Regions from separate parts of the Mus musculus genome. Here region 2 is linked to region 1. Evidence: chromatin loops called from intact Hi-C (ENCODE). Cell type or tissue: heart. All regions are shown on one strand. Links, peaks and the distances in the headings refer to the core of each region. The heading gives the core; the rest is flanking DNA. Region 1 has its middle 3.6 kb from the start of Mark2. Region 2 holds the start of Cox8a (cytochrome c oxidase subunit 8A).

Evidence for each region. A loop is a pair of places that touch in the nucleus more often than their neighbours do. Peaks named below come from ENCODE experiments on the same cell type or tissue, not always from the same donor. Only the 100,000 strongest peaks of a DNase experiment are listed, where the experiment ranks them.
Region 2: it touches region 1 in a loop (2.4-fold over the local background); 1 of 42 quality-filtered maps calls a loop at or near these places.

What each region holds. Positions count from the first base shown.
Region 1 is chr19:7,342,773-7,348,147 of GRCm38, reverse strand. No RefSeq gene overlaps it. Among named protein-coding and RNA genes, the nearest start is that of Mark2, 3.6 kb to the right of the region's middle. In heart, for the core only: a CTCF peak has its summit at 2,568 (motif pointing right); no DNase peak of the experiment used is centred there.
Region 2 is chr19:7,214,884-7,220,258 of GRCm38, reverse strand. It overlaps Cox8a (cytochrome c oxidase subunit 8A), which reads left to right and starts at 2,643. Exons shown (of 2, transcript NM_007750.2): 1 at 2,643-2,860; 2 at 4,775-5,101. The coding sequence starts at 2,747. The coding sequence ends at 4,870. In heart, for the core only: a CTCF peak has its summit at 2,529; a DNase peak (open chromatin) is centred at 2,578; H3K4me3 peaks cover 3,290 bases; H3K27ac peaks cover 1,119 bases.

The DNA of each region.
Region 1 (5,375 bases), core at 145-5,144:
GGGATTTAAAGTGTGAACCGATGTGACAAGCTGCTTGTTTGTTTCTTTGTTTGTTTTTTGTAACCTCATAACTCCAATTAGTGCTACCTACCATAATGTTGATTGAACTCATCGGTTTGATCATGTGCAGGTCTTGTGTGCATTCATGAGTGCCACAGCCCTGCCATGTCCAAAAGGCAGCATTCTCCAGCTCTCGCCCCCAATCTCTGGCTCTTCCGTTGTTTTCTGGGTCCTTTTGAGAGACTTTCTGAGTCTTTCATGATGGTGGTTGTGGGCTTCTAGTTGTTTTCTACAACATTAATGCTGCTTGTTTCTGATGTTTATCTTCTCATTGGATAGTTTGCCCCAAGGTACACAGAACTTAGTTTAATTGTTCACTGACTTACTTGAGGAGCCAGGAAAGCACCTGGCTCCTAGTAGTTGCACAGTGAAGATGTGTCAAGTGAGTTTGAAGATTTAGAGAGATGGGGCAACAATGACTATTAATAAGAACAAGGTAGCTCCAGGCAGCCACTCACCTGATGGGATCTGAGCTGGATCTTGAAATACCTGTAGAAGCTGAGGGAGGTATATGGAGAAAGATCAGCCCCAACACAGGTATGGCACAGAGCGCTTTCCGTTGCTCATGTAGGAGTGAGATAGACCTCTCTACCAAGGATACTTATTTAGAATGGTATTAGCCAGGCAGTTTGAGGCCATATTGAATCAAGTTTGCCATGTCAGACAAAGCTTTCTCCCATAACCAGCACCACCTACATAATATGTGGGGCACTGTAAAGAATGAAAATGAGGGGGTTGGGGAGATGATAACTCAGTCATATGTTGCCATGAAGACACGGGGACACCGGGCAGTGGTGGCGCATGCCTTTAATTCCAGCACTTGTGAGGCAGAGGCAAGCAGATTTCTTTTCTTTTCTTTTTTTTTTTTTTGGTTTTGGTTTTTCGAGACAGGGTTTCTCTGTGCAGCCCTGGCTGTCCTGGAACTCACTTTGTAGACCAGGCTGGCCTGGAACTCAGAAATCTGTCTGCCTCTGCCTCCCGAGTGCTGGGATTAAAGGTGTGCGCCACCACACCCGGCCCACAAGCAGATTTCTTAGAGGATCTCTGTGGATTTGAGGCCAACCTGGTCTACAGAGTGAGTTCTAAGATAGCCAGGGCTATACAGAGAGACTTTCTCTTAAAAGAAAAACAGAAATACACAAAAACACAAACAAACAAACAAGGAGCTGGACAGCGCGCTCAGTACTTAAGAGCACTGACTGCTTTTGCAGAGGACTTGAATTCAGCTCTCAGCATCCAAATTGTGATGTATAAACCATCTATAATGTGACATCCCTCGCATCCGCTCCAGGAGGTCTAACACCCTCTTCTGATCTCAGAGGGCACCAGGAATGCAGAGAGTGGTCAGATGTACATGCAAACACAGAGGTAAAACGTTCATACACAACTCTCAAAAAGAGATCAGAACAAAAAGACAAGGTGGTTGGTTGGTTTGGACATAGCCTTCAGCAGGCAAATTGTTGTGAATTCAAGGTCAGCCTGGGGTCTATATAGTGAGTTCCAGCATAGCCTGGGCTGCATAGTGATATTCTGTCTCAAAAACAAAAACAGACAGACAAAATGAAGTTGGAAAACTGGTGAGATGGTTTAGTGGACAAGGCTCTTGCCTCCAGGCCACTCTAGTGGAAGGAAGAGCCAACTCCCACAGGTTGTCCTCTGACCTCCACATGTATTCTGTGGGATATGCACATACACACGGACACACAAATCAATAAGTGTAAACAACGACAAAGACCAAAATAGAGAGTAAGAAAAGACACTGAAGTTCCATTGTGTAGGCACTGGCATGTTTTTAAGTGTATCCACGTGCACATGAGCACAGACATATACATTGATGCACACAACACACACACACACACACACACACACACACACACACACACTAAAATAGGAGTCTTCTTTGCTAAAACTTTTTTTTTTTTCATAAGAATGACAACTTTAGCTGGGCAGTGGTGGCGCATGCCTCTGATCCCAGCATTTGAGAGGCAGAGGCAGGCGGATTTCTGAGTTTGAGGCCAGCCTGGTCTACTGAGTGAGTTCCAGGACAGCCAGGGCTACACAGAGAAATCCTGTCTCGAAAAAACAAACAAACAAATGACAACTTTACATCAAATCAAGTCCAGAGGCCTTCCTAGAACAGGGCTGCATGTGACTACATAGGCAAATGGCCACAAAGTGAGCCTTGCCTTAAGCCTACTGGGGAGTTGAGGACGGTGTTCTAGCCCAGTACAAATGTCACGGGAATTAGACTTGATATTCTGCTGTGTCCAGAGGCTGGATCAGAAGGAGTCTGGGTGGGCCAACTGGTTTAACAGCTTGTGAGAGGAGGAGAAGTGACCAAGAGGAAGATCAGGGCTTGAGTGGCATCTTGATGAAGCAGAGTCATCTAGGGTCAGGAGAAGCTCCCTGGATGCCTCTGCCTTTACCTTTCAGTGTCCTCTCTCCCTGCTCTTCAGACTTTGGTCCTAGAAGTGACGTCTAGCACAGGCTCGGCAATGTGACTCCCTTTGGCCACCAGAGGGCAGATCATTCTCATGTTTGAATTTGGGGTGGGGGCGTGGTGTGGCCTCCATCCCTTTCCCCATCACTCTACAGCATTGCTTTCCCAGCTTCTTTCTCAGAGGTGGTGCTGGTGTGGAGCTGGTGGGGGGCATGGGGAGGCTTCCTGGAGTCCTGTGGATTCCTTTGCCTTACAGAATGCCTCCTTCCTCCTCCCTGCACCTGCACAGCTCTCACTGTGAGCAATTCTTGGGTGCCACTCAGCAATTCGGTCAGTCCTTTCCCTATGACCCTGGGAGCTCTCTCAGTTTCTTCACATTCATGGACCCACACTCTATCCCTCCTGTTGAGTTTAGGGTGAGGGTCAGGGGCATAGTTCCAGCTTCTATGGAACCATGGGCAGGGATAACTTGAAACAGAAGTCAGTCTGAGTTGAGCTATTACCTCTGCTTGGTGGGACTCCAACAGTGTGTTGTCATCTACAAAATCCATGCTTGAAAACTATAATCAGGGCTGGAGAGATGGCTCAGTGGTTAAAAGCACTCACTGCTCTTCCAGAGGTCCCGAGTTCAAATCCCAGCAACCACATGGTGACTCACAACCATCTGTAATGGGATCTGATACCCTCTTCTAGTGTGTCTGAACAAGGACAGTATGTAGTTACATAAAATAAATAAAACTTATATAAGAAAAAGAAAACTATAATCAAGATACAGTTAAAATGATACTTACAAAAGTCTCGTAATGTTTTAAGCAAGTCCATGGCTTTATGTTGGGTACAGAACGGACAGATTTGGTAAACTCCAGAGGAAAGGGAAGAGTGGGCTCTGGTCCTCCATGGACTTCTGTTAAGAGCTGGGAGCTTTCCAAAGCTGAGAAAGACCTCAGAGTTGTTGAATTCAACAAACCCACTTATCAACAGGGAGACTGAGGCCCAGAAAAGGAAAAAGACATCTTCAAGAGGTCTGGTCCTTTCATTGCACTATTCTGAGGTTTTGCCATCCTCCCTCCTACCCTCATACCAAGACAGGGACTTACTATGTAACACAGGCCATCTCGAACCTCACTATGTAGAGCAGGCTGACCTTGAACCAACAGAAATCCACCTCCATCTGCCTCCAAGTGCTAGGATTAAAAGCATGCCACCTTGCCCTGCTGGGGAATGTGTTTTACATTTTAGTTTTAGTTTTTAAACCTTTTTTATTTTTAGAGTTTTACCTGCTAGCCTGCATACCCACTATGCACATGTAGTGTTCATGGAGGCCAGAAGAGCTTTGTGAGCCCCCATGGGACCAAACCCATGTCCTCTGAAAGAGCAGCAAGCTTGGAACTACTGAGCCACCTCACCATCTACTTGTCTTTGTGGTTTGGTTTGGTTTTAGAGATGGGTGTTTACTGTGTAGCCCTGCTTGTCCTGGAACTCATTATGTAGGCCAGGCTGGCCTCGAACCATCTTTTCTTCTGCCTTTGTTTCTCTCTCTCTCTCTCTCTCTCTTTTAAAAAAGATTTTATTTATTTATTTATTTATTTATTTATTTATTTATTTATTTATTATATGTAAGCACACTGTAGCTATCTTCAGACACTCCAGAAGAGGGCATCATCTTGTTATGGATGGTTGTGAGCCACCATGTGGTTGCTGGGATTTGAACTCTGGACCTTCAGAAGAGCAGTCGGTGCTCTTACCCACTGAGCCATCTCGCCAACCCCCTTTGCTTCTCTCTAGTGCTAAGATTACAGGGGCAGACCACCATACCCAGCTGGAGGAATCCTTTTTGGTTGTCTGTTTTATTTTATTTTATTTTTCGTTCTAGAGATTGACCCCAGGGCCTCCTTCATGGCATGGGAGTTAAAGCTCTCCCACTATCCTACAACCCCAGGAATCCTTATCGTCAACAAGTGCCTATTCTTTTGCCATGAGTTTGTCTTAGAAGGGAGATTTGAAATGAAAATGAAAATGAAAATGAAATGGTCTCTCCAAGCCGGGCGTAGTGGCGCACGCCTTTAATCCCAGCACTTGGGGGGCAGAGGCAGGCGGATTTCTGAGTTCAAGGCCAGCCTGGTCTACAAAGTGAGCTCTAGGACAGCCAGGGCTACACAGAGAAACCCTGTTTCAAAAAACCAAAAAAAAAAAAAAGAGATGGTCTCTCCAGACTTAAACATTGTAGAATATTTTAAAAGTCATTTAGGGCTGGGCATGGCAGTGCACACTTGCAATCAAAGTGGTGAGGAAATGAAGGCCGGGGATCAGTAGTTCAACCATCCTTGGTTACATATCATGGCCAGCCTGGGCTACTTAATACCCTGTTTCCAAAAAAAGCAAAAACAAAAGAACAACAAAAACTTGGATGGACAGGGTGGTTGGTGCACACCTTTAATCCCAGCCCTTGGGAAGCAGAGGCAGCTCCAGGAGTTCTTGGTCAGTCTGGTCTACAGTGGGAAACTGTGTCATAGAATCGAAACTAACAGCAGAAAGGAAATGTTATGTGTAATTTAAAGAAATATTTATTTGTATGTGCCTATGTTTGTGCTTTTATGGGTTTATGTGTATCACTGGCATGCGGGTGCTGGTAGAGGCCAGAGGGCATCATTTCCCCTGGAATTGAAGTTACAAGGGGTAGGGAGCCATCTGATGTGGATGCTGGGACCTGACCAGATTCTCTGGAAAATAGTACAGGCTCTGAATGAGCCAGCATTCTGACCTATGTTGTAGTATTTATCTATTTAACTTTTGTGTATATGAGTGTTTAGCCTGTATGTACGTCTGTGCAACCTAGTGGAAGCCAGAAGGTGTCAAACCACCTAGAACTAGTTAG
Region 2 (5,375 bases), core at 73-5,072, 130 kb after region 1:
TAAATATGATGTCAGCTGAGTCCACATAGCAAATATCGGACCAGCCAGGTCCATATAGTAAGATTTTTGGGGGCTGGTGAGATGGCTCAGTGGGTAAGAGCACCTGACTGCTCTTCCGAAGGTCCGAAGTTCAAATCCCAGCAACCACATGGTGGCTCACAACCACCCATAATGAGATCTGATGCCGCCTTCTGGAGTGTCTGAAGACAGCTACAGTGTACTTACATATAATAAATAAATCTTTTAAAAAACAAAAAAAAACCCCAGATTTTTGTCTCAAAATTTTCAAAAAAGTGTGAGGGATACCCATACAAAATCCCTACTTCATTAGAAACTTGATACATAGTTAAGGATGACATATAGTCTCTGGACTCCACCTCTTAAATGCTAGAATTACAGTTGTGGGCTACCAAGTCAGGTTTATATAGTGCTGGAGAATAGGACCCTTTTTGTGCATGCGAGGCAATCACTTTATTCCCAGCTACTTGTCTTCAATCAATGGTAAAATGATAAGTATACTTAAGATTACTATCAGTATTATTTGAGGCAGCATCTTACTATGTAGCCCTGGCTGGTTTAGAACTTGCTATTTGAGGGGCTGGTGAGATGGCTCAGTGGGTAAGAGCACCCAACTGCTCTTCCAAAGGTCTGAAGTTCAAATCCCAGCAACCACATGGTGGCTCACAACCATCTGTAACAAGATCTGACTCCCTCTTCTGGAGTGTCTGAAGACAGCTACAGTGTACTTATATAATAAATATATAAATCTTAAAAAAAAAAAAAAAAAAAAAAAAAACTGGGCTGGTGAGATGGCTCAGTGGGTAAGAGCACCCGACTGCTCTTCCGAAGGTCCAGAGTTCAAATCCCAGCAACCACATGGTGGCTCACAACCACCCGTAAGGAGATCTGACTCCCTCTTCTGGAGTGTCTGAAGACAGCTACAATGTACTTACATATAATAAATAAATAAATCTTAAAAAAAAAAAAAAAAAAAAAACTTTAAAAAAAGAAGATTTACCAGGCTGGCCTCAAACTCAGACACTCCAGAAGAGGGAGTCAGATCTCGTTACAGATGGTTGTGAGCCACCACGTGGTTGCTGGGATTTGAACTCCGGACCTTCGGAAGAGCAGTTGGGTGCTCTTACCCACTGAGCCATCTCACCAGCCCCAATAAATCTTTTTAAAAAAGAAAGAAAAGGTGTTCTAGGTAGAATGTAAAGAGTAAAAAGTCCAAAATCTGGAAGGGTGGAGAAGAGACCTAGGAGCAAGGACAAAAAACAAGCGATATTGAGAAGTCAGACAGAAGGGCAATATCCAAGATCCGGGCCTTGTCTAGAAAGCAATGGGGAGGGCTGGCAAGATGGCTCAGTGGATAAGAGCACTTACTGCTCTTCCGAAGGTCCTGAGTTCAAATCCCATTGGAGGCCCTCTTCTGGTGCATCTGAAGTCAGCTACAGTGTACTTATGTATTAATAATAAATAAATCTTTGTGCCAGAGCAAGCAGGGACTGAGTTTACAGGAGCGAGCAGAGCTGACCGGAGCAAGCAGAGGTCTTAAAAATTCAGATCCCAACAGTGACATGAAGACTCACAACCATCTGTATAGACACAGTGTAATCACATACATAAATATTTTTTTAAAGAAAGCAATGGGGAACCACTTGATCAGGTATTTGTCTAGTAAAACAAGAAGGAAGGAGAGAGGAGAAAGGAACAGAAAGAATAAAGGCAGAAGGGAGACAGGGGATAAAGAAGAGAAAGAAGAGAGGCAACAAGGCATGGAACATAGGAATAGAAGCAGAAAAGTTCAAGGTCATTCTCATCTACACGGTTTTAGGACAGCCTGGGCTACTGGAGACCTTAAAAAACCAAAACTGGCCGGGCGTGGTGGCGCATGCCTTTAATCCCAGCACTCGGGAGGCAGAGGCAGGCGGATTTCTGAGTTCAAGGACAGCCTAGTCTACAGAGTGAGTTCCAGGACAGCCAGGGCTACAGAGAGAAACCCTGTCTCGAAAAACAGAGAACAAAACAAAACAAAACAAAACTGTCCTAACACACACAAAAGGAGGAAAGCAGAAGTTGAGAACAGTTACCAGTTATGTGGAAACGGGTTTCTGAGAGGATAACAGTAAATGACAGGAGTCTCGGGGCTGGAGAGAGAGCTCAGCGCTTAGAAGCACTCGCTGCTCTTGCAGAGGTCCAGTTCAGTTCAGTTCCCAGCATCCACAAGATTACTCACTATTGCCTGAACTCCAGTTCCAGAGGATCCAACACCCTCTTTTGGCCTCTCTGCGTTCTGCATACACAGATGAACATGCTGACAAAACACTCATAAAGTAAAACTATGTTTTTAAAACTAGAGGCTTACTGGTGGCGAGCTGGAGTCACTAGTACAGTGCTGGCAGAGAGAGGATCCTAGTTAAATGAATGGAGGGAGGAGCCAAGGAGTCAATAGACTTGTAGCTTGTGTGATTGGGTGGCTATGCGTGTCACTCTCGAAGAAAGTGGAGGTGGGAGCAAAGGTGTCTCATTTCTCCTCCCATCTGTGTAGGATGATGTCGGTTGGTTGTTTCGAGGAGCGCGCCAAAAACAGCCCAGGCGGGCGAGGGGGCTTGTCCCGACGTCATTTCCGAAATACTTCCGGCTCGGGCGTCCGGCAACTTCAGCGCCGGAACTTCCGGCTGGTTCGGCCATCTTGACTCCCTGACCTTGGACTGGTCCTCGTCCGTGGTCGTTCCGCGCCGTCATGTCTGTCCTGACGCCACTGCTGCTGAGGAGCCTGACCGGCTCGGCCCGGCGGCTCATGGTGCCGCGGGCTCAGGTCCACTCGAAGCCGGCGCGGGAGCAGCTCGGGGTCCTGGTGAGCGGGACGGACCGGGAGCGGGGAGGTGGGCGAACTGTGGTAGCCTGCGACATTGGCTTAGGCCTGTCCTCAAGGCATGGATGAGACAGTCGCTCGGCTGCTCCTAAGCCCTAGGTATTTTTCCCAAGTTCCTGGATGTCAGGTCAGCCCGCTAGTTTGTTTACTCTGTTCGGCCTCTCTAAACCCGTCTCTCCTTCCATTCCCCCCCCCCCCCCACCGCAGGGGAGGGCATGCCTGGTAACTGGCAGCGACGTCATGGTTGTTACTGCTACATTTTATTATTAAGGAGGGCTGCAGAGTTCACCAGGTCTACATTCCCAGAGATGTAGGAGCATTTAGATACTAGGACAATTTTTACTTTTAAAACATTAGTTTAAAAACATGAGGCAGGGTCTCTTGTAGCCCAGGCTGACCACATTTGACTTTGAAGCGATAATCTCTTTAGTGCTGGGATAACAGGCCTGTGCCATCACTTGTGGTTTATGTGGTGCTGGGGATCAAGCCCGGGACTTTGTGTTAGGCAAGCACTTTCTTAATACTACACCGCAGCCTAGGCCCCCCCATCCCTCCCTTTTTTGGAGCTCTTCTGTTTTAAGTGACAATGGGTCATGAATCCAGATATCTGGGCATTGAATTAGGGGTAGAACCAAAGCACTGCCACTGAAGAAACAGTGACAACCAAGCCATGCCCTCTCTTACGCCCATTTAGTGGGAGGTTGAGGCATGAAAACAGAGCTCGGGAATTCAGGCCAGCTTGGGCAACATACTGAGACTCTGTCTCAAAAACAAGAGTCTGGGGGCTGGAAAGATGGCGTTTGGTGCATAGCCTCATGAAGACTGGTTCAGGTTCCAGCACCCATATAACAAGCTTGTAACTCCAGCTCCAACGCATCTGACATCCCGTCCTGACCTTGGGTAAGCATGCAAACACATACCTGTGCTCACACACATGCATCATACAAATATAGATAAAACACATCTTTAAAAGATACAAAACCCCAGCAGGGCAGTGTGGCACACGCCTATAATCCAGCACTTATGCTATAGAAGCTGTGGATCTCTGAGTTCAAGGCCAGCCTGGTCTACTGAGTGAGTTCCAGGACAGCCAGGGCTACACAGAGAAACCCTGTCTCTGTGTAGACAACAAACAACAAAAACAAAAAAAGAGAAGAAACTGTATAGAAAGCAAGGACACGTGAGAATGGTTTATTTAAGAAGTATTCGCTTCACCAGCATGAAGATTTGACATTGACTACCCAGTAACCGGCTAGTCTTTAGCCCTAGTGCTGGTAGGGGGAGAGGGGCAGGGAGCTCCCTGGATTCCACTGTTCAGCTTGTCTAGCCAAAACAGTGAACTTCAGGTTTAGTAAAAAAAAACCTGTCTCCAAAAAAAAAAGAAAGAAAGAAAGAAAGAAAGAAAAGATGGAGAGCTGTTAGATGAGATGCCAGACATCAAGCTCTGGCCTTCACCCACATGGAAAACAGCACACATACACACCAGTGAGCATAGTGGCACTTGAGTGTATTTCCAGGACCAGGGCATCAGGAACAGGAGAATCTCAAGTTTAAGCCCAGGTCTGGGTGGGGTGCATAGTAAGACTCCTGCCTGCACCCTTTCCCCCCACAGATAAATACATCTTTTTAAAAACCAAAGACCTTTATTTCAAGGCTGGAAATGGACTTGACCCAGTGTCCCCTCCATCCTTAGAGTCTCTCTGTGTCTGTATCTCCCCCTCTCCTGTGCTGGGGATTGAACCTCAGGCCCAAGTTGCTTTCTTTAGTGTGGGTCTGCTGGATTTTCTGCCTTGGTCTTTGCCACTGAGGGACTTCCCATGCCTAAGGACTACCTGAACTGGGAGTGCCTACAGAATTCTTGCCCTGAGGGATCCTTCTTTCTTGTACTCTGTGTAGGATATCACCATTGGGCTCACTTCCTGCTTCGTGTGTTGTCTTCTGCCTGCGGGCTGGGTCCTGTCACACCTGGAGAGCTACAAGAAGCGGGAGTGAAGGGAGCAGTCTTCCCTCATCCTTTGACTAGACCACTTTTGCCAGCCCACCTTGATCATGTTGCCTGCATTCCTGGCTGGCCTTCCCCGGGATCATGTTATTCAATTCCAGTCACCTCTTCTGCAATCATGACCTCTCGATGTCTCCATGGTGACAACTGGGACCACATGTATTGGCTCTGCTTGGTGGGGTCCCCCTTTGTAACAATAAAGTCTATTTAAACCTTGCTCCAGAAATGCATCATGTCCTTCTGCACCAGGCTTCTGCCTCCACACAGAAACGAGGATGCTGGTGGCCTGGGGTCCACGGAGGAACATCTGGCCGGTCCAGGCCCCAGTGCTAAGGTTTGTTGGGTGTCTGGGAAACACCAGTTGTTATTGAGCAGTCTACCTTGATGCTTATCCCTTCCAGTTCCCTTGCCTGTGCCAAGTTATTGGCTCCCTGTAAGTGCATGTGTGCCATGCCTTGTAGCTGGAATCCTTTACCGAGCATCTTTCCTGGCTTG